Regions from separate parts of the Homo sapiens genome. Here region 1 is linked to region 2. A link is an interaction called in ENCODE POLR2A ChIA-PET data of the cell type or tissue named here. Cell type or tissue: Caco-2. All regions are shown on one strand. Each heading gives the region's core, and the rest is flanking DNA. Links, peaks and the distances in the headings are about the cores only.

The links. Peaks named below come from ENCODE experiments on the same cell type or tissue, not always from the same donor. Only the 100,000 strongest peaks of a DNase experiment are listed, where the experiment ranks them.
Region 1: POLR2A ChIA-PET joins it to region 2 with 11 read pairs; 3 of 35 experiments call an interaction of 5 or more read pairs at or near these places.

Annotation. Positions count from the first base shown.
Region 1 is chr7:108,029,800-108,037,799 of GRCh38, reverse strand. It overlaps LAMB4 (laminin subunit beta 4), which reads left to right. Exons shown (of 34, transcript NM_007356.3): 30 at 205-412; 31 at 3,454-3,592; 32 at 6,821-6,994. Among named protein-coding and RNA genes, the nearest start is that of LAMB1, 31 kb to the right of the region's middle. RefSeq lists an enhancer at 2,772-3,286. In Caco-2, for the core only: no CTCF peak of the experiment used is centred there; a DNase peak (open chromatin) is centred at 3,049.
Region 2 is chr7:108,160,616-108,176,919 of GRCh38, reverse strand. NRCAM (neuronal cell adhesion molecule) reads left to right here. Exons shown (of 33, transcript NM_001037132.4): 27 at 314-490; 28 at 1,563-1,598; 29 at 8,518-8,643; 30 at 9,847-9,999. It overlaps LOC102724363 (a long non-coding RNA gene), which reads right to left and starts at 11,671. Exons shown (of 4, transcript XR_002956579.2): 1 at 11,570-11,671; 2 at 10,973-11,071; 3 at 8,130-8,239; 4 at 1-8. In Caco-2, for the core only: no CTCF peak of the experiment used is centred there; no DNase peak of the experiment used is centred there.

The sequences.
Region 1 (8,000 bases), core at 1-8,000, 140 kb after region 2:
CTCAGTGAGCACTGTTTCTTCCAGAGAGAAGGGACAGCTGAGGATGAAGAAGAATCTATAGGAAGCTACAATCTAATCCCTGTATTCTAGGGGCACATAATCAAGTGCAAGTGCATTTGGCTGAGACATCATTGTGGTTATACTTTTAAGATACAGTGTTTGTTAAGGAGACATGATTACCTAAAACCCTGCTTCTTATTTAAGAGGAAAACGTGCCTCCAGAAGACATCGAGAAGGTTGCGAATGGTGTGCTTGACATTCACCTACCAATTCCATCCCAAAATCTAACCGATGAACTTGTCAAAATACAGAAACATATGCAACTCTGTGAGGATTACAGGACAGATGAAAACAGGTTAAATGAAGAAGCAGATGGAGCCCAAAAGCTTTTGGTGAAGGCCAAAGCAGCTGAGTAAGTACTGTATTAATATTCTTATCTTGCTCTAACAGACCATCTGCTGAAAGGACATCAGGAAAATGTTTGCCTAGGGATCTATAGCATTCAAATGAAATTACCTTCTGATAGTTCAGTGCCCAAGTTGAGGGCTGAGCTCTCTTTGGAGATTCCCCGGGAAGCTGAGTGACTCGGTGACAGGGTTCAGGGTTGTTTTCTTCCTGTTTTCTTAGACTCAAAATGCCTTTCCAGTGGCCTGATACCTTTTTATACCAATGCATACCAATAAATGTGCAATACTCATTATATGCCAATACTTTAACAGGTGGTTGGAATATTGGTATAGTTTTTCCCTTATTTATCTATGTTTGGTATTTTCTAAGTTTACTACACTAAGCAGTACTTTGAAATCAAAATTATTTTTTAAAGTCTGTCTGATATTTCACTTCCTCAGTATATTCTCAGTAAAAAGATATTAGGATGGTGCAAAAGGAATTGCGGTTTTTGCCATTGAAAATAATGGCAAAAACCGCAATTCCTTTTGCACCAACCCAATATAATGATGAGGAACAGAACGGACACTAGAGCTCCAGGAGTACTGCAAGATGAAAATGATATCTATGGTATACAGAGTTAACTAACTCTTGCCTTTTGTCCTGTTGACTTAGCCAACCAAAAAAGAAAAGCCAGGTTGATGTTTTTATGAGCATGGGGTGCTGTGGGTCAGGGTTACAGGATCAGTTAGGTGGTAGTATCATCAACACCCACCATCACTGAGATCTGAGCCATTGTCACTGTCTCATCATCCACGTGTATAAACGAAGTGCACCAGATTCATCCAAAAGTCCAACCCCTTCTAGGTTTAATATTTAAAACGAGGAAGATTAACTGCACAGCAATTACTTAAAAGATTAAGTAGGCCGGGCACGGTGGCTCACGCCTGTAATCCCAGCACTTTAGGAGGCTGAGGCGGGCAGATCACCTGCGGTCAGGAATTCGAGACCAGCCTGACCAACAGGGAGAAACGCTGTCTTTCCTAAAAATACAAAATTTGCCGGGTGTAGTGGTGCATGCCTGTAATCCTAGCTACTTGGGAGGCTGAGGAGGAGAATCACTTGAACTGAGGAGGTGGAGGTTGCAGTGAGCCAAGATTGCGCCGTTGCACTCCAGCCTGGGCAACAAAATCGAAACTCCGTCTCAAAAAAAAAAAATCAAGTAATCACACAGCAATTAAAAGTGATACTGATGGGCTGGGGGAAGCGGCTCACGACTATAATCCCAGTGCTTTGGGAGGCCGAGGCAGGTGGATCACTTGAGGCTAGGAGTTAGAGACCAGCCTGGCCAACATGGTGAAAACCCGTCTCTACTAAAAATACAAAAATTAGCCGGTGTGGTGGCATGCACCTGTAATCCCAGCTACTCGGGAGGCTGAGACAGAGAACTGATTGAACTTGAACCTGGGAGGCAGAGGCTGCAGTGAGCTGAGACTGCACCACTGAACTCTAGCCTGGGCAACAAGAGCGAGACACCATCTAAAAAAAAAAAAAAAAGTTGATAAAAGATGTTTAATAACAGGCAGAGATTCTTATATTGCAATGGTAATGCTTTTTAAAAAGCAGGTAACATCCAAACTGAACAGGAAGTTGAAAATAAAAAGCAGGTAACAATCTATACATGAAAGAGGATCTTAATTATGAAAATAAAAAATTTTGCTACAATATCCTAACATTTTAAAAGATGGCAAGATTACTGGTATTTTTTCCCCTTCTTACGTTTTTTTTTCTTTTTTTTTTTTTTTTTTGGTACTCTCTAAATTTGCTATAATAAGCAGTACATTGAAAATCTTTTTTTTTTTTTTTCTTTTGAGACAGGGTCTCATTCTGTCATCCAGGCTGGAGTGCAGTGGCACGATCTCAGCTCACTGCAACCTCCGCCTCCCAGATTCAAGTGATTCTCATGCCTCAGCCTCCCAAGTAGCTGGGATTATAGGCATGCACCACTACACCCAACTAATTTTTTGCATTTTTAGTAGAGATGGGGTTTCACTATATTGGCCAGGCTGGTCTCGAACTCCTGACCTCAAGTGATCCACCTGCCTCAGCCTCCCAAAGTCCTGAGATTACAGGCATGAGCCACCACGCCTGGCCTGCAGTCGTAAATTAAAAATCTAAAGGAAAAAATAATATAAGAAAAAGATAATGGTGGCAGGGAATAGAAAAAATGGACACTGGTACCCTGGGAATGTTACAGAAATGAAATGGTGGTGGCGGTGGGATGATGAGGAGGGAAGGCTCCTGAAGGTTAGAAAGGGAAACAGAGATTACCATTGGAGGAAAGGATAGGCTGGGTGGTAAAGGGAATATTTTGCAATTTAGCTAACTCTACTGTGGGCACACTCATTTCTAATGATGCTTCTGCAAAGGTCTGTCTGATAGTTCACTCCCTCGGTACATTCTTCTCAAGGTGGTCTTGAGCCCACAGATCTAAGTATTTGGTGATTGTTGACTTGAGGTGAGTTCCTTTCTGCAGAAAGACTGTTATCACTTGGAATGCTTGTGATTTTAACCTTGGGCTTCTTAGTGGCTGGAATGTCAGTGAAGCTTAGCTAACTCTGAATAAACAAGCCTAAAAATGCAGGGCCTGTAGTCCTCTCTTTGCTCTCTGTGGGGCCTCTGGACCCTCCCAACCCCCACTCCAATAGAGATTGAGAAAGTGTAGCTTACATTTGAGACATCAGGGAAACTGGAATTCACGGGATAGTTTTTATGTGCAAAGATTGATAGTTATATCACCCCAAACCTGTATCCTTAATTTCCATATTTAACAAAATATATATCCACTGGCTATGAATATATACGTGTGTGGGGTTTTTTTTATTGGCATTTAAATATACCTATTTCTCAAAATGAAGACTTCAGCACTTTCTCTTGTTTAAGAGTAATTTAAATTTACTTAATAATTCAGTAAAGTATTTGGTTGAGTCAAATGAACTCTCTCAAGGTGAAATAAGTGAATAATTGTGTATTTATCTAATCTGATATGTTAATATCTTACCTTAGGAAAGCAGCAAATATTCTATTAAATCTTGACAAAACATTGAACCAGTTACAACAAGCTCAAATCACTCAAGGACGGGCAAACTCTACCATTACACAGCTGACTGCCAATATAACAAAAATAAAAAAGAATGTGCTGCAGGTATTTGTCTTCTTTGAAACTAACCTGAAATAGGTTTTGAGGGTAAAAACAACACAGTGCTTTTTATGTATGCCAATGCTATGCTTGCTTTACGAGTCTGATGGGATTATTATGAGGATAAATAAGATTTGGGTAGTATTATGCATGTATTTAATGTTCTACAGAGCACGTCTCACCGTCATATTAATTGCGACCAATTCTGGGGTTGCACCAAGGCAGGTACTAACACCAGCTTGGAAATGAGGAAACTATGACTCAGGAAAGTTAGGTGACTGCCTAAGGTCACACAGCTAATTAGTGGTAGATATGAGGCCAGAGCATCTCCCTTCTGATACCAGGGAAAGGAATAGACTTTTTAAAAGCTCACAAAAACCAAAGAAATGAGTTAACTATTGTAACATTCTTATAATTAAATGTGCATGAAATCTCATCAGAGTATCCTAAAACTAAAAAAAAAAAAAAAAAAAAAAAATACTCATCCAAAAGAAATGCTCCATCTGGCCAGGCATGGTTGCTCACACCTGTAATCCCAGCACTTTGGGAGGTCAAGGTGGGTGTATCACCCGAGGTGAGGAGTTCGAGACCAGCTGGGCCAACATGGTGAAACCCCGTCTCTATGAAAAATACAAAAATTAGCCAGGCATGGTGGCAGGCACCTATAATCCCAGCTACTTGGAAGGCTGAGGCAACAGAATCGCTCCTCCAGGGGGCGGAGGTTGCAGTGAGCCGAGATTGTGCCACTGCACTCCAGTCTAGGCAACAGAGCGAGACTGTCTCAAAACAAACAAACAAAGCAGAAAGCAACAGAACAAGAAGTAATACACGAGGAAATAAAGGGGTTGGATAGGAAGAGGTTGCATATATGGGGTAGTAAAAAGGAAGGCCCCAGGATTTCCCCTTCTAGGCATATACTTAGAACAAGGGATGGCAAAACATGACCACAGGCTGTATTGTCTATGGATGCTTTTGCACTACAATGACAGAGAGTTAAATATTTGGGATAGAGACTTTATAGGCCACAAAGTATAAAGTATTTACTAGCTGGCCCTTTACAGAAAAAGTTTGCAGGTTGCTGCTCTAGGCAAACTCCCACATATGCCCAAGGGTACAGGAAGGGACTTCCATTTCTAAAAATATGGTGAACCAATCTCTTAAGGAACCCTGGTAGTTGAAAAAAACACATAAAAATATTAGATTGGATATTTAGATTTTTTAATGCATAGCTGAATTAGTAAGAAACTTTTGATAGTCTCAGAGGCCAAAAATGACAGGAAAGCATGAATTTAGAGGTAATCAAGCACTAACTTGACAGCAGGCAGCAGGCATCTGCCCATCCCTGGAGCATTCAAGCTTTGGGTTTTAATGGTCACCATGCATATAAGACAGAAAGCAAAGGCCACACAGGAGGCAACAAGATTCTTGCATAGAACTGGGACCCCAAATGGCAAAATCCTTAATGAAATGTTAAAATCTCTCTGTCACACACACACACACACACACACACACACACACGCAAACACACAGAGTCAGTAGAAAAACTTGCCCCTGGGTTGGGGAGTAACATCTCCACTAAGATTTGCTAACCGCGATTGTGGCTCTAACACAATTTTGGGGCTAGAATTTATACTACCTGGGTGGCCCTCAAAACCCTGGTATCATTTGAAGTAGCCCTGGGTTGGTAGGGCTCCCAGATGCCTGGCAGAGGCAAACAAAAATCCTCTCCAAAGGAACAACCTTAAAACCTAGCCATCAAGAATTTCCCCCAGACGTGTAAAGAAACAAATTGCCTTTTTAAAGATTTTTTTTTTTTATTTTTTTGGGATGGAGTCTCGCTCTATCACCCAGGCTGGAGTGCAATGGCACAATCTCGGCTCACTGCAACCTCCACCTCCTGGGTTCAATCAAGTCTCCTGCCTCAGCCTCCCGAGTAGCTGGGATTACAGGTGCGTACCACCAAGCCCAGCTAATTTTTGTAATTTTAGAAGAGACGAGGTTTCGCCATGTTGGCCAGACTGGTCTTGAACTCCTGACCTCAGGTGATCTACCCACCTTGGCCTCCCAAAGTCCTGGGATTACAGGCGTAAACCACCGTGCCCAGCCACAAATTGCCTTTAAACAAGAGTCATCAGAAATAATGAACAACAAAATCAGGACACAACAGACAGAGGATATTACCATTATTGGATACAAAATACAAAATAAGATTGTTTACTATGTTTAAGAAAATCTAAGAATGTATGAAAGTATGACCAACAAACAAGAGACAATGTCTAACAACCAGCTATATTTGAAAAATATTTAAATAGGACTTCTAGATATGATCAATATGGTCACTGAAATAAGAAACAAGCATAAAGTGTTATTACTGTTTGTAAGGGGAAAAAATTAGAAGCCACTTGCACCAGCCGGAGAATAGAAAATACATTGTTGTATGTTCAAACAATGGAATGCTTTAAACTGGTAAAAATTAATGAACTAGAGCTATGTAAATTAGCTTAAATGACCTACATAAGCATAATTTTCATAACTTTTCATTTTAGAAAATCAACTTGCAGAAATATACAATATATTTGTATAAGGTGAAAAAAAATTTTAATACTATATATTGTTAGGAATACTGCATAGGTTGTAGAAAAAATGCTATAGAGATACATGGAATGACAGAAGTTAGATTCAAGATAGTGGTTGTCTTTGAGGGGAGAGAGAGAAGATATAATGGGGAGTGGTACGCTGAGGGCCTTAGCTCATTGTTAATGTTTTATTCTTAAACTGGCTGGTGGATACATGGCTATTCGTTATATTTTTTCTTTTTTTCTCTTCGCTCTTTTTTTTTTTTTTCTTTTCCTTTTTCTTTTTTTTCTTTTTTTTTTTTTTTTGTTATTGTTGAGACAAGTTATCTCTTTGTCACCCAGGCCGGAGTGCAGTGGCACAATCACAGCTTACTGCATCCTCAACCTCCTGGGCTCAAGCAATCCTCCTGCCTCAGCCTCCCGAGTACTGGGACTACAGGCATGCACCCCACGCTAGGCTAACGTTATATTTTTCAGACCCTTTTGTATGTCTGAAATATTTTATTATAATATTTTAAATAAATGCAACAGAAAAAGTGGAGGCACTATTTTCTTTTCCTTTACACCCAGCATATTTTTCAAGGGGTTAATATATCGTTTATCTTCTTGTTTGTTTCATAAAGAGATTTTCCCTTTTTGGTCTTTAAATCAACAACAGGCTGAAAATCAAACCAGGGAAATGAAGAGTGAGCTGGAGTTAGCAAAGCAGCGATCAGGGCTGGAGGATGGACTTTCCCTGCTGCAGACCAAGTTGCAAAGGCATCAAGACCACGCTGTCAATGCGAAAGTTCAGGCTGAATCTGCCCAACACCAGGCTGGGAGTCTTGAGAAGGTCATTAGTTCTACCACTGCCACCAAGAGCAGAAAAGCAGGGCTTCTTTGAAAGATAGTTCTTTAACCCCAGATTTTTGTGCCATTTCTCATCATTTCCTTTGTGCTGGTCCATGACTCAATGGTATATCTTTGAGGGGATCCTGATGCACAAAGGATTTTCTATCTGTAGAAGGCAGAAGTCCCTGGCCAAATCATGTTGGAGTGTTTCCTCCCCCATCTCTCTATCCTATTATTCTTAGTAGTATCCTGGTCAATCAGTCCATAAATCAAATTTGCCCCGAACTTCCAAACTTTTCACAATTTATGTTGTTTGTCTGTATTGTATGTTTTTGCCCTCTATTCTCATTCAGTCACACAACATATAAAGAAAACAATAAATGAAAGTCACCTGCCAAAGAAAATACATCAAGTTACAAAAATCAGAATGAGTTAATTAAACAGTTGTGGAAAGTGGGCCATTAATTTAGGTTGCTGAAAGAACCTATCAGCTCATTTTCCTAGCAAGAAACCTTTGGTTGGTTGCATTAATATAGTTGCCTAAACAAAAGAAAAATGTTAGTGTATTTACATTTGGTCTATTCTCCTGCTTTTAATTCCTAATGTGCTGGGTAAATTTTCCACTGACAGGAACTGAGAACATTTTCTGTGGAACAGAGATTGAGAAAAGTTCTTTTTTTTTTTTTTTGTGAGACAGAGTCTCTCTCTGTCACCAGACTGGAATGCAGTGGCTCAGTCTCAGCTCATTGCAACTTCTGACCCCCTGGTTCAAGCAATTCTGCTGCCTTTGCCTCCTGAGTAGCTGGGATTACAGCCACGTGCCACCACGCCCAGCTAATTTTTGTATTTTTAGTAGAGACAGGGTTTCACCATGTTAGCCAGGATGGTCTCAATCTCCTAACCTCATGATCCGCCTGCCTCGGCCTCCTAAAGTGCTGGGATTACAGGCGTGAGCCACCACGCCTGGCCAAGAAAGGTACTTTCTACTCGCCCCGTTCCCACTTCCA
Region 2 (16,304 bases), core at 3,459-11,458:
AACTCCACCTGCAAGAACACAGGGGAAAAAATTCTATTGTGATTCAACCACAACATTCTTCTAGTTTATTAGCCAATAGAGAACATACTACCCCCTTGTGATATATGATATGATATGATATGATACGATATGATAGAACATAGCATAGGAGCTGTTAAAAGGTTATCACTTAGTTATGCTGGGGAAAGAGTGAGTGGGATTATAAAAGTCAATGTAAGCCAGGTTGAACATTTTTAGTTGACGTATTTATTTATAATAGTATTCCTATAGCAGTTAATGGAGAATGCACTTGTTCATTATTTCTTATTGACAGTTAACAGCACACATGAATTAGGCCCTCTGGTAGATTTGAAAATTCCTGCCAACAAGACACGGTGGACTTTAAAAAATTTAAATTTCAGCACTCGATATAAGTTTTATTTCTATGCACAAACATCAGCAGGATCAGGAAGTCAAATTACAGAGGAAGCAGTAACAACTGTGGATGAAGGTAAGATGGGTATGTATAAAATCCATATAATTATAAGCATCATGAAATAAAAATCTTTAAGTTTATGCTTTTTCCTTCTTGCTATGGAACGTCTGTCTTACCTGATTAACGCAAACACTTATTTGTAATTTCTCATTCTGATATATAATCAGCTATTTAGTTCATATTGGACTGATATTTTTCAACTCCATGTGAAACTTTCTTAAACTTACATTAAAATCTTAGTGTGGGAGTGAGTAAGCATAATATTTGCCACACTTGAATTTGAAGTTCAGGGGAATGTTGTTTCCTGTTTACAACTTTATATATTATATATATTCATGCACAAACATACATATGTACACATACACATAATACACACATATGCATACACAGACATACACATCTATATACACACAAATATATGTAATTCGAGTTCTGGTCCTGATTTACTGGAAAAAATTTTCTAGTTCACATATCAATTTACATTTTCTAGCAAGGAAATCGAAACAGTTATTAAAGAGTGCATTTATTTTGTGTTTGAGCAAAAGATTTTGCATTTTGGTATGTACAAAGAAAGCAAAATAGCCCATTATAGTATTTAGAAAAGGAATTAACACTTCTTTTCATACTTTAAAAAGTTATTCTGAAATCTTGAGATTCAATGAAAATTATCAAAAATATTATAAAAGGTTTTCTAGTTTTGCATGTCTCTAAATTGTAGAGTTGCTTAAGGATTATTCATTTGACTATCTTTGATAGCATAAAAAATTGACAATTTCTATCCAAAAATTGGTTTGAAATATCCTAAGCCTTCATACATAATCAACAAGTATGAATAATGCACCTTAAGTAATGTGTTTGAATACTGGGTATTCAAACTGGGTATCCTGATAAAATGTTGGTACTGGATTTGAATACTAGATAAGTTTGGGGACACCAACATATCTTTGTCCCCTATACCTGATGTGGTACACTTCATTCTTCTTGCATGCTTTAGCATTTTAATAAGTGTTTTTGTATCGCTATACATGCTCATGGGTGTGTTACATCTAACTATATAGTGTCCTATTTCTGTTTCCCTTCATTAAAGCTGGTATTCTTCCACCTGATGTAGGTGCAGGCAAAGGTAAAATAATTCATCTGCATGACTTTATACATGTGTGAAATTTGCAATGTGAAACATGGGGAAGTGCAGCATGGGTAAAACAGAGAAAATATGCTTTGAACCACCAAAAGAAGAGAAGATCTCATCCAATCTTGGCTTTAAAATTAATTTCTAGTCCTTTCTTTACAAGTAGAAAGCCACATATTGAATTCTCAAAACATTTTTTCTTGAGACTTATCCCTGGTACAAATCCTAATCTTAGCTTCTAATACTATGATTTTGGCTGGATCAGACAGGACCAAAACTGTGTATTTGTCACAGATCCTCTATATGGCCATGCCACATTATTTGGGGTTCAGAAATATTAGCCCTGTGATGAAAACAGCCTGGTAGAAATCAGATCAACCAAGCTTCCTGTTCTATTCTGATTTAGCTGCTCTCCTTGTAGACACAGTGTACACTCGGCTGCCATTGCACAAAACCGTCCATTTGGAATTACAGCGTAGCAATGCCCTCCAACTGGTTTGGGACTAAGTCTCCCCGAGCTTAGGGTCCCCTGCAAGTGAGTCTTCCAGGTGACCCATATGCTCTTCTCAAATGTGTTATCCCACCCATCCTGTCTTCACCCAACTGCCTAAGTCTCTTCCTCCTGAGTAATAGCCAACAATCCACAATGGATTTTGTTCTCCTTTATTTCTGACAGCTCTCTGGGTCAGAAAGATTTGTTGGGAGAATGGTGCTTGAATAAGTTGTAATATGTCTTCCATTAGTGGCAATGCCAAAGATGCCCCAGTCTTTGACCCCTGGCTGCTGGTTGACCAGTCAGCTTTTTAGAGAGCAGTGGAGTACCTGCCACTGGGCACTGTTTTCACGTGGCATGCCCATGGTCAGGGGCTTTCGCACATCAGGTGAGTATAAACAGGAATGAAGAAAAGGAAGACCAAGAGAAAAATGTGCTTTGCCCTATGTTATTCAACTCCTGTGAGCTTAGACTTGATAGATTTATTCTATTTGCTTAGAAATTTGCTTATATTCAGAGCTTTGGTAAATTACAAAATATCGATCAGATAGATTTTGGAGTTATTGAATAAGGACTGTAGCCATTTTCAGTAATCTTAAGAGTATTATATTTGTGTTTTTAGACTTGACGAAGTTGTAAAAATTCAAAATTTCTATATCACAGAGCGATGTAAACTTACTTCTATTTATTTGTATACTTCCTTCCTATGATAATTAGATATCAATTAAAATCATTAGTAGTTTTACAATAATATATTGCTTTATAACTTCAATTGGAGCATTTCACTAAAAGCCTGGCCTTGTTTCCTATGCAGTGGACATGTCACTGTGGCTGTGCCTAGAGCTGATAGCAGAGAAATTGTGCTTCAGCAGGACTGTCTGTGAAGCAAGTCTGAATTCTCAGTGGACTTGTCACGTTAGAAGTAGATATGCACTCCACTGGAAAAACATCACCCCTCTGTTTTTAATAAATTAAAACTAAATTCTATATTTAAAGAGTTTTGGTTTTACCATTTGATGTTACTAATTTGAATTGTGAGCTACTTATGATTAGAGAGACAAGCAAAAATGGAGTGTCTGAAAGTTCATTAAGCCCCCAGTATTAAAATCTGATGGATCTTAGATAAGAAAAGAATAGCGTTTAAATAAGGGGGAAAAAAGCTAACTCTGACCTTAATTTTAATATGGTTTATTTTAATAGTATAGCAGTAGTTAAGTATGGCTTACATAAGAGGATATTTTGCCAGTAAGACTTTAAACTGCTCAAGCATAATTTGTGATCCTGGGTTTTCCTTCCTTAAAAATACTTCTTTTTTTCAATCTGAAAATGAATTCTATCCTCTTCACTATTTCCCTTCTCCATATGGAATTTAACTGCTCTGTGACAGGAGAAAAATTGAAGTTCTCCACTATCCTCCCAAATTTTAATTTTTTAAATGTATCTTTTACATTTTTATTTAAATCAGGACAATAGGGAATAAATAAGAGATGAATAAAGAGGAAACATGTGATATCCTTAGCTATAGAAGCATCAATATGGCCGGGCGTGGTGGCTCACACCTGTAATCCCAACAGTTTGGGAGGCTGAGGCGGGCAGATCACGTGAGGTCAGGAGTTCAAGACCAGCCTGGCCAGCATGATGAAACCCCATCTCTACTAAAAATATAAAAATTAGCTGGGCGTGTTGTTGGGCGCCTGTAATCCCAGCTACTCAGGAGGCTGAGGCAGGAAAACTGTTTGAACTCAGGAGGTAGAGGTTGCAGTGAGCTGAGATTGCACCATTGCACTCCAGCCTGGGCAACGAGCAAAACTCCATCTCAAAAAAAAAAAAAAAAAAAAATCAACATCTCATAAGATTTTATTATGAATTATGATTTCATGAAAAGTGGTTTTAATTCATTTCTGGTCAAAGAGGGGAAAAGAAATGCATCTGAGTTTACATTTTTAAACTTTCTTACAGATTTTAAGAGATGTTAATGAAACCTAAGTTTTCAAATGTATAATTACAAAAGGATTATAAACCTGAAGGAAAACCCAGGATAATTCAATTAACTATATGATGCCATACTAACCCTTCTTCTTACCATTCTCCTCAAGATAATTACATACGCGAGACCTTTGAGTCATTTATTTTTGTCCTTTTCTTTGTTGGATTAAAGCTCTCAATATTTGTGTAGGAATTATAGTTGATTGGCATATTTTTTCAATTTCTATGTCTCTTTAAATGAGGCTGGGTGTGGTGGCTCATGCCTGTAATCCCAGCACTTTGGGAAGCTGAGGCAGGCAGATCACTTGAGGTCAGGAATTCGAGACCAGCCTGGCCAACATGGTGAAACCCCATCTCTACTAAAAATACCAAAATTAGCCAGGCGTGGTAGTACACACCTGTAGTCCTAGCTGCCCGGGAGGCGGAGGCAGGAGAATTGTTTTAACCCAGGAGGCAGAGGCTGCAGTGAGCTGGAGGCTGCACTGAGCCAAGATTGCACCACTGCACCCCAGCCTGGGCGACAGAACGAGACTCCATTTCATAAATAAATAAATAAATAAATGATTTCAGGGTCTGGAATTCTAGGAAGTAGACTGTGAAGGCATGTATAGAAATGAACCAAAAATGTGCAGGCTCAAAAAGATTTATGTTCCCAGTATTGCTGATGATCCACAATGCCATATCCATTGCATGTAATCTGGCGCTCTGAGGACCAAGCATCAAAATACTTTTATAGGGTAATTAGTTGGAATACAGAAACAGGGATAAACTAACTGGCAAAGCAGGAATCTGCATTCTTGACCTAACTTGCAGCCTACTATGGTCAACCAATTAGGAGTGAGCAGAGAAGAGCATTGAGGATCAGCTAGTGGTGAATCCCTTCTGTGATCTGACTCTCACTACATTATTTTACTAAAGAACCAGTAAATAAAAAATAAAATTCCTTTTTTGGCCTATACGAAAACAAAACAAGACATCTAGAAGCATAGAAGTTTCAATCAGTTCAACAGTGAATGTCTCTCTGGCACATAAAATGCACCCGTGTTTGTTTAAGAAGCTGTGTATAAAGACAGTAAGACAAACCCTGGCCTTGACATGCTTGAAATCTGGCAGGTAAGACCAACGTATAGAAAGAGTAATAAATTGACGCTAAACTAGAAATTGGAGCAAAATGTTATCTGAATATAGAGGTGTGAACCATTTTTTTTGCCAAGCAGGATCAGGAAAAGCTTCACAAAGAAAATAATATTGAACTGGGCCTTGAAGCCCAGTTTTTGTTTTATTTTTGTCAGATGAGTCAGGGAGTTGCAGTGTGTAAAGTCTTGGTAGGGGTCATAAGCACATGGCGTTTGAAAACATACCGGATGTCTGGGTTATACCAAGCGGTCCACTTAGGCTGACTTGTAGAGAGTGTGTGGAAAAGAGAAGACCCTGAGATGGGACTGGAGCAGTGGGCGGGGCCAGATGGTAACAGCTCTGAAGGGCCATGAATGCTTTGCTAAGGAATTTGTATTTACCTGTAGGCAGAGTTTTAAACAGAGAAGTGGCTAGATAAGAGTTGTAGTTTCAGCAGCTAAAATGTAGGTAACTACACTGGCGGTATCTACAGAGGAAGACTTACAGTTGGGCGAGGCACACCGGAAGCAGTCCGTTGGGAAAGCCCAGAGAAAGGGGACACTACAGCTCCCTTGTATGGTACAAAATAGGTGCTCTGTGAGTGAGAAGGTGGATGAGTGGGGATTAAAAGGAAGGAGAGTTCGAATTCCCTATGGTAAAAGTGGCTAAACAGCATGCCTTAGGAAATTGTGGTATCTTTTCTGGGTATCTTTAAGAATAAGCTAAATGCAAATTTCCAGTGTATAATACTTTATTATTAACTATAATTAGTAATATAATGCTGTACATTAGATCTCTAGAACTTGTTCATCTTATAACTGAAAGTTTGTACCCTTTGACCAACATCTCCCATTTCCCCAACCCCCACCCCACCTCTAGCCCCTGGCAACCACTATTCTACACTCGTTCTCTAAGTACAACTTTTTTAGATTCCACATGTGAACCCCGAAAATCTGAGACAGGTTTCAGTTAATTTAGAAAGTTTATTTGCCCAGGTTGAGAACATATGCCCGTGACATACCCATAGCTCAGGAGACCCTGAAGACATGTGCCCAAGGTGGCCAGAGCACAGTTTGGTTTTATACACTTTAGGGAGTTATGACACATCAATCAACACATGTGAGATGAACATTGGTTTGGTCTGGAAAGGAGGGACAACTCGAAGCAGGGAGTTTCTAGGTCATAGGTAGGTGAGAGACAAACGGTTGCATTCTTTTTGAGTTTCTGATGAGACTCTCCGAAGGAGGCAATCAGATACGCATTTATCTCAGTGAGCAGAGGGATGACTTTGAAAAGAATGGGAGGCAGGTTTGTCCTAAGCAGTTCCCAGATTGACTTTTCCCTTTAGCTTAGTGATTCTGGGGCCCAAAGATTTATTTTCCTTTCACACACATTTAAGTGAGATCACGCAATATTTGCCTTTCTGTGTCTGGATTATTTTACTTAGCATAGTATCCTCCAGGTTCATCCATGTTGTTGCAAATGGCAGGATTTCCTTTTTTTTTAAAGTCGGAATAATATTCCATTGTGTAAATATATATATATATGGTAATTTCTTTATCCATTCATCTGTCAATGGATATTTAGGTTGTTTTCATGTCTTGACTATTGTGAATAATGCTGCAATGAATTTAGGAGAGTCGATACTCGTAGAGATAATGATTTCATTTCAATAAAACTAGAAACAAAATAATAATAATGAACAGTTTAGAGAAGAAACTCTGAGAAGGGAGCACCCATAGAAACCAATGTAAAATATAAGAAGAAACTAAATGCTTTTCCGTTAGAAGTATTTTGCTCTTCTGTTAGTAAATGCTCTTGTGTTAGAAGTATTATGTTTCTGCCTTGAACATCTTCCATATTACTCCAAGATTAAATTCCTGTTTCAATATTCCAAAATTTTTTAAGAAAATTAATGTTTTTCCTGGGTTGCCATTGATGTTTTACACATGTGTGCATATTTACTGTCATTGATTGATCATATTCCTATTATTTTACCTATAAGAAGAAAATCTCGGAAAACTAAAATTAATTAGGTCCACAGAAGGACTCTGCATAATTCAGTAATCAGTTTTGCCCTCTGCTGTTTCCCCATGCTTAGCACAAAGAGATACAAAATTTGCATGTGTTGTTGAATTATATTTCAGAAGTCAAAAGCATTATTTAACTGCTTTAATATCTTTCTTTTCTTAATTCTAAGAAATGTAATTTTATTACATTTATTTGAACAAAGGTCTTGAGCGTCTACATTTTATAAACATATCTTAGAATATAATTTTAGTGTCTTGGTAAACCTATTGATGCTGTCTGATTGACTATCCTAGTAAATTTTATGTGAGATAATAAATTGATCTTCTTTTTTAACTACCCAAATTAACACATCTGTAAATGTTTCATTTTTAGTTTAAGCTATTGAGGTAGGACTGATAGAATTGCCTGCCTCAGGTATTCAAATAACATTTTTTAATGACTTTAGATGTTGTCTTTACCCAGTAGCAAGCATGTAGCATCATCTGGTCTCCATAATTTGGATTTTTAAGAAGCTATTTAGGTTGCACTATGATTTTTCAGAAAATGCTTTGTAACAAACAGTTAACAGGTAAGATTGTCTTGCTCTCTAGGAAATGTTACATGAAATAGTTTTTACTCCTTTTATTTATTCTTTCTTAACTTCTGATAGAACACATCTGGAAATTCCTTTTGCAGCTTCTCTTCCAACATACCCTTACCATCCATCATTCTCTAAAGCAGGGATTTCTTACCTGGGGTCCCTGAGTTTCCCAGTGATACTCAAAGAAGTCTGTTTTTTAAAACAGATCAAAAACGCTGTTCAAAGGGGCATTCTCTGTCACACCAACACAGATTTTTTAAAGACCTGCATTGAGATGACAAATAGGTTTGAAAAGTAGCCACATAGTATTGGGTTTTACCTTGGCGTCTCTGACATTCCATGATGACGTCTGTCCCTGGGATTGTTCAGCAATCCCCCTCTCCATCACACTTTAGTAAATGAAGACGGTGACATTTCCCGGGACTGTATCTAATGGACAACAGTTAACATTGTTCAGAACCCATATAATAGAACTCACAAATTTTAATATTATGCGTCATTATTTCTGATTATTAATTTCCTAGTGCTGAATTTAAGAAACAAAAACCTTTCTGTAATGAAAGCAAAGCATGAGTGAACCCTAAATTTTAGCAGTAAATTCTATTTAATTCTATTTGCACAATTTCAGAGTATTTAAACTTATTTTATATTCGTGTGTATGGTGTTGCAATATGATTGTTTGTTTTATTTTTCTATTGTATGTTTAGTTCAAGCAGTAAATCCCAGGATCAGCAATCTTACTGCTGCAGCTGCTGAGACCTATGCCAATATCAGTTGGGAATATGAGGGACCAGAGCATGTGAACTTTTATGTTGAATATGGTGTAGCAGGCAGTAAGAAACAATTTCATTACCCGATTTTTAATTTGGGGGATGCATTTTTTAAAAGATTAAAAACATTCTTAAGAATTTACTATGGATCATCTTGAAAAATAACTTGATCCAATTAAATGAATGAGTTATCTAAAAAAATTATAGTGAACCATCAGCCTACCACATATTATATGCACGACTAGGAATTGCTTTTTTATGTTATTAATAACAGAGGGCATATGTTCCATTACGTATGTTATTTTCATATCATAGTACTTGAAACTAGTTCTGTGCCCACAACACATAAACAAGAGTAAGAAGGAATAATTATATTTGCAAGTACAATAGAAAAGAAGAAAAGGTTTTTTTTTCAAATTGGATCTTGAAGTAACAGAAATCAAACTGACTTGAAAGTATTCATTTTGCCCTGACTAGCCCAACAGAATTTTATAAGAAACCGCAGAAAATTAATACTTTGGGAGAGCATTCATTATGTTTTAACGTTTGATGTATTCTCAAGTCAGGCACTCTTCGTAGATCCTGGCCACATCTACTGGGAGATGGGGCAGCTTTCACTTTCAGCAGTTTATGAAAAGCCAGTACCCCCCTCCTAAGTGCAGTGTGCTTACATAGAACAAATGAGGTGGCCAATAAATGTTTGTGACAAAATGTTGAACAGAGTCCAACTTTCTGTTTAAGCCTTTATCATGCAAGTAAATGTTTTTAGAAATGACGATCCCTTTAGAAAAACCGGTACTTGGGAAAGGTTGAATCGATTAATTGGATACGTTGGAAGGCATTTAAGTTTACTAAAAGATTCATCTTGTGAATCATAAAAAAACAATTCTTCCCATAGTTCACTTAAGCTAATTAATGTGTATCAGTTCTTTTGAGAAACATCTTTAGAGAAACTCAACAGTTTCATAAGGCAAGGTGCAGATAAAGAACCTTCCTTTGTATTAAAGAGGAGAATTAATACAATGGGAATATATACAATTAATAAGCAAGCTAGATACCCAGTCTATTTTTCTTTGAGGATATTTTCCTGTAGGTCATTTTAATTGATTTGTTTGACATGACTACATTTATAATAATCTAAAATGGTAAACCTAAGCATCCTACATCTTGTCTTTAGCTTATAAAGAATTTTCCTTTCTTGAAGCATTAAGTGACTTCTGGTCCCTTAAAATATTCAAATGTGTTGTTTTTGCAAAATTTCCATAGGCAAAGAAGAATGGAGAAAAGAAATTGTAAATGGTTCTCGGAGCTTCTTTGGGTTAAAGGGTCTAATGCCAGGAACAGCATACAAAGTTCGAGTTGGTGCTGTGGGGGACTCTGGTTTTGTGAGTTCAGAGGATGTGTTTGAGACAGGCCCAGGTGAGGCTCACACCACACCTGTTCTGGCTCCCGCTCAGAGGTGGAGGCCGCCAGGTGCTCCAGCTGGAGATGGGGGCTGGTGGAGCTGTGTTATGGGTAGGGCATGAATGTCTTTCTATGGGGCCCTGTTGGGTTGGGAGTTTTGGTTTTTGTCTTTGGTTCTTTATATCAAATGAATTACGGAATTTAGCAAATCATCTAGCCACATTATTACCAAAAACCATCAGAAAAATAGACTTAAATATGATTTTAACTTATATTATTTAAAGAATTCAATTGTTCATATCACATGTATAAACTTTCCCTCAGTGTTAAACTGAAATTTTTTAAGTGCTTTTGAAGATGAAAGAACTTATAAGAAAGTCACAATTCTGGCCGGGCGCGGTAGCTCACGCCTGTAATCCTAGCACTTAGGGAGGCCGAGGCAGGCGGATCACCTGAGGTCAGGAGTTCGAGACCAGCCTGGCCAACATGATGAAACCCCGTCTCTACTAAAAATACAATAATTAGCTGGGCATGGTGGTGGGCGCCTGTAATCCCAGCTACTCAGGAGGCTGAGGCAGGAGAATCACTTGAACCCGGGAGGCAGAGGTTGCGGTGAGCCAAGATTGCGCCATTGCTCTCTAGCCTGGGTGACAGAGTAAGACTCCGTCTCAAAAAAAAAAAAAAAAAGAAAAGAAAGAAAGTCACAATTCTTTATTTCAAAATGGCCTACAACCCAGCAGAACCCTGCAGTCAGCTTAGACAACTGATACAGATATTATTACATTTGTATGGAACAAGAACTTGTACAATTCATATGCTACATTTTTTATCACACCAAATTTTACTGCCTGTATATATTTACTTATGTGAATATTAACAAAATATGCAAGTAAAAAGTGAAGTTTCTAAAATAAAGAAAAATGTTCATGTGAAACATGAGAGCATTCGTATTTGCTCGCTAGATGGAGAACAATCCCTGCTTACTTACATTTCAACAAGAGTTGTTTGTGGTACATGTTCACTCTGTGGTTCATACCCCCATGTTATTTTCATTCACTCCATGCATTCTTAAAGAAATGTGCATATCCTGTAGAATACATTACACAATGTATTTTTTGTGACTTTCATTAACAAAGCATTATGATTTTTAAAGTCAGTTTTTACAATTTAGAAAAATATAAATCATAAGTGGTTTTTAAAAAGAAACAACAATAATGTATTAAACTATATTTTAAAGATATTCATTTGCTAAAATCATAATGTTTTAAGAAAACCACACATTTTATTCTGTTCTTTGTATTTCATATCCATTTATGTATATAGTCCTGGGAAACCAGTGTGTTAAGCTTAAAAGGGGAATATCTAATCAATTCATAGCTAGTTTACAAGGTTTTTGTTTGTTATTGATAACTTTTATTTTCAAAATACTAAAAGTCAAGTAGATATTATCTTCATATATAGCTGGAATGCTAATAATAGTAATGGGACTAGCATTTAGTCAGCTCTCCTATACAGCAGGAAGTGGTTTTCTCATTCAGTCCTTACAACAATCCTATGATGTAGGCACCATTATTACTCCACTTACCCCTCAAGTCAGAGAGGTCGAGTACCTGCCAGGTCGCCCAGTAGGAACGTGACAGAGCTGGGATTAGAAGCTTGTCGTTCCGTCTCCAGAAGAAAGGCCTCACTATACCCCCACTGCAGGGTCACAAAGGTCCACAGGCCAAGGAGGACAGGCTGTCTCAGAAAGGGCAGCTTCGGTCAACACTTGGTATATCCAATCAGTGATTCTGGACCCCTGCAGGCTGCATGTGGTTACTGGTTCTGGATTATTTATGAAGAATCTACTATGTATAAAAATGACCTGTTGTTAAAATTGTTAGAAATGTTTAGGAAAGGAAAAAGTGACTTTATCCAAAGTTAGATTCACCCTCAAAATCAAGTTGTAGCATTTGTTGTCCTTCTATAGGACAAAAGACAACTCCTTTAGAAAATTATTTTTCACTCAGCAGTGTAATGCCTACAGTTCCAGCAGCAACTGCCAGATAGTTTGAGGTGAGGAATCGTGATAGGTGGGCCTTCTTGTGTGCCAGTGATGGAGAGACAGGACAAGGTCACAACCAGTTCTTGTCACTTTTTACATATAAATGTATTAAAAAGAACAAATATTGATTCACCTCTAGTGACCTTAGTTAACACATCGCCTGTAAGAGCAAATGCTGCCAGCATTCTAGAATGCCTCAGTTTACCATTACGCTGCCTCCCTTTTCCCAGTTCACAATGCTTCATCCTTTGGGGCTGCTGGGTTAACTCCAGTGTGAAAGCACCGTCTTCCACTGCCCCTGCTCCTGCTCCTGCTCCTCCTCTCCTCTCCTCTCCTCTCCTCTCGGTTCCGCGGTGTAAGGATGTCAATATTTGGCATGAAAGCCTATCATTGGCTAATTTTTAAACTCTGCATTCATGATCTACTTCTCTCTCTTTCTCTGATTTCTGCTAATTTTAGGACACTGGACTCAACTTTATCTATAGTTATTTCATCAATCTTCCTACCATTACACCATCTCTCCCTTTTATACCCTGGATTTCTAAGGTATATTTCTTAATTTTTTTCCTATGGCACAAACTGAAAAACAGACGAGATAGGCGGTGTCCTGATGCTGCGCTTCTTCCCCGTACTACTGGTATGACCTCTCATTACCCCACCCCACCTGGTATGACCTCTCACTACCCCACCCCACCTGGTATGACCTCTCATTACCCCACCCCACCCGGTATGACCTCTCATTACCGCCACCCCACCCGGTATGACCTCTCATTACCCCACCCCACCCGGTATGACCTCTCACTACCCCACCCCACCTGGTATGACCTCTCATTACCGCCACCCCACCCGGTATGACCTCTCACTACCCCACCCCACCTGGTATGACCTCTCATTACCGCCACCCCACCCGGTATGACCTCTCACTACCCCACCCCACCCGGTATGACCTCTCATTACCGCCACCCCACCCGGTATGACCTCTCACTACCCCACCCCACCCGGTATGACCTCTCATTACCGCCACCCCACCCAGTATGACCTCTCATTACCGCCACCCCACCCGGTATGACCTCTCATTACCGCCACCCCACCCGGTATGACCTCTCATTACCGCCACCCCACCTGGTATGACTGCTCATTAGCGCCACTCCCTGCCCCCGTTTGACCTCTCTTTAGTGCCACCCCATCTGGTATGACCAGACGTGACCTCTCATTAATGCCATCCACCTCCCCTTCCTCTTTTACCTCTGTCCCTCAATTACCCAGTCTTTCTTATCATCACAAAGGATTTAAAACAGATTTGTTTTCACGAGGCCCAACAGCTTTTTTGTCAGTTGTCTCCAAACTTTGGTTAAGGTCACATTTTGCTCTTCCTAAACACATCTAAGCGTTTGATGTCTAAGCATTTGAACAGGACATTTTCATCCATAGTGCATTCTTCATAAATAGTAGAGAACAAATAACCATTTCCCTCACCCTGTCTCTCTTCTGTGTTGATTCTATGGTTCTGAGGACTCAAGAGCATTTTCCTCAGAGACCTCCTACCACAGAGCACAGATATCCATGACAGCAAGCAACGCCAGAGCAGAAGACTGTTGTAAAGCTGACTTCCAGAAAACAAAGCAAATCTCATTCTCCTGCCATATTTTCTGTTTTCATGTTCTTTATATGTGTTTAATTTATCATTTTGTGGATTACTCAAATAATACATGAATATAATTTTATTGTTAAAAAAAATCAAGTAATGAAGATTCTCTTTTACTCCGCTACCCAGCCCTTCAATGGGTGATATCCACCCACTGAAACTGATTCTAGAAGGAAAACTCCCATAGGTTTAATTCTCTCTCTGTGGGGTATATGTGTGTGTATGCGCATGTGTGTGTATGTGTGTGTGATGCATGATCATGGTTATGGCTTGGATTTGTATGTCCCAGGTGATTTTAGATTGTCCTGAAAAGGCTTCATGCCTATTTTAATCATTCTGGAATTTAAATCTTTTCTTTTATGGATGGAAAGTCAATAGAAATTTTTATTCCATTTACACAGTTTCTGTTTTATATCAATTTCTGGTGTACTTGTGTGTGTGTGAATGTGACTGTGTGTGTGCACACATGCACCTATTACCATATTGTGTCTGCCTATTTTAAATAATAGGGCAGTGAAATATTCGATACTTTTTTCTTTAGACACAGAGGCAGAAATTCAAAGTCAGTGAATGTGGATGTTTGTGTACCACCCATCAAACATCCATCCAGTTTTTCCATGGTTGCATAGCAGCAAACTGCCAGTCAGTAGTTCGATTTTGGCAGTCACCATCCTTGTAGAACAATATCTCTGCTAGTACCTGAGTATCTTGTTTTTCCCTTTTTAGTTGCATTTAATTAGATGAAAAATGTAAATGCTGAATGTATTTATGACAAGGCTGTAAATCAGCACACTGAAAACAAGAACTATAGTCAAATGCTTAAGAGACTTAATGCCATTTGGTTTTTGGTTCAGTTTTGAAGAAAAAGCACAGACCAGGCATTAATTGAAAGAAATATGTTGCCAAAGAGGATGTAATGATGGACTTTTAATACCTTTTTGCCTGTCTCAGAATAGGAAGTGCCTATAGCATTTTATTCTTTAACTTAAGATTTTTGCAGATTTGGTATCTGGATTGTTTTTAGGAATGCATTACAGCAGTATAATATAATGGCTAGTAGCATATTTTCTGGAGTCAGACACAGGTTGCTCCAACTCTTGGGCAAGTTCTTAACCTTCTCTGGGCATGGATTTATTTCTGATGCCTACCTCAGAGAATTGTTGTAAAGATTAAATGAGATGTGCCTTCAGCACAGTGCCTAGCCTATGGTAAGGGTCCAAAACTGTTAGCCATCAGTGCTATTACCATTGTCCTCATCTTCATCATCATGACTATGGTATGTGTATGGAAAGGGGAAACTGCCTAAACTGATGCTTTACTTGTGTGTGGCTATGATACAGCTCAAAACTTCTCTAATAAGGCACGAGGGCCTATTGGGAAAAGGCTACCAGCCTTTGACTTGTATTTCAAATAAGGTATTTTTGCTTCTCATTTTATTTCTTCTACATATGTCCATATTTTTTTTAACCTTCCTCTTCACACTTGATTTTTAGCATTTCCTTTTTCTCCCTAAACTTTGTATGGAGAAAAAGAGGCAATGAGATGCTATTTTTGCAACATTAGCTGAACCTGGGATATGCGTAGTCATGTTTATTTCTGCATCCAGAGATCACACACACCTAACTCAACTGTGTAAAATATATTCGGAAGAAATTCAGTCAAATTAAAAGCATGATATAAGCATGCTTATAGAGTCAAAAGAAGAAAATGTTTTATCTTGATTATGGTCAAAAGAGAGAAAATAAAGGTCTTTTAAAAAAGAATTTATACTAGTTAATTAAGCAAATCTGCATGGGCATGTCTGAATAGCCATTGATGCTGCACTTTTTCCCATAAGATTGATACTTTAAAATAATACCCGAAATGCTCATTATTCTGTGGTTTTCTTAGAAATTTTGCATATTATGACTGATGGAATAAGGGGTTTCACATTTATTAAACAGAATAGATGCAAACTGAAAGGATATGTATACACCTAAGTGAGTACTTTCTTTTCAAACTGGTCATGTAGGCAAATAATGAGTTCACTGACTGAGAGATATTCCGGTCTTTTGAATGGATCCTTAGCAATAACGAATATTGATTCTTTGAGGGTGGATTTGGTTTTTCAGAAATTTCCACTCAGAACCAACTCTTGTGAATGAGATGAATAACAAATCTAAGTAATATTTTGGGTGCAAATTGAGATGTTATATAAAACAATATGGCTGTTTTCCTGATCTGGAAAGGTTTCTTGTGTGGACCGTTTTCTTTTTTAACAGATTTCTAAAAAATACTGAAAATGGCAACAGCCTTGCAAGGACAGTTTAGCCTCTAAAAGCAGTTCCTTTGAAGAGAAAATACTCAATTAGATGTATACATTCTGTTCTGTTTAAAACTCAGTTTTGTATTTTTCTCATTATACTTAATGTAAAATGTATCCTGTTAACAGTGAATACTTTAATTGGTTTGGGAATTTGTTTTTATTGAGAATATATAGTGAAAATAACTGTGAACACAGTGTTCACCAGGGGTTTTTAGCATTTAATGTGATGATTATTCAGATTTCTCTACTTGAATTTTTTAATGAATGAAGATTTTTCAAAGTTAATTATTCATATAATTCCTGATTAATAATTGACAGATCCTAAT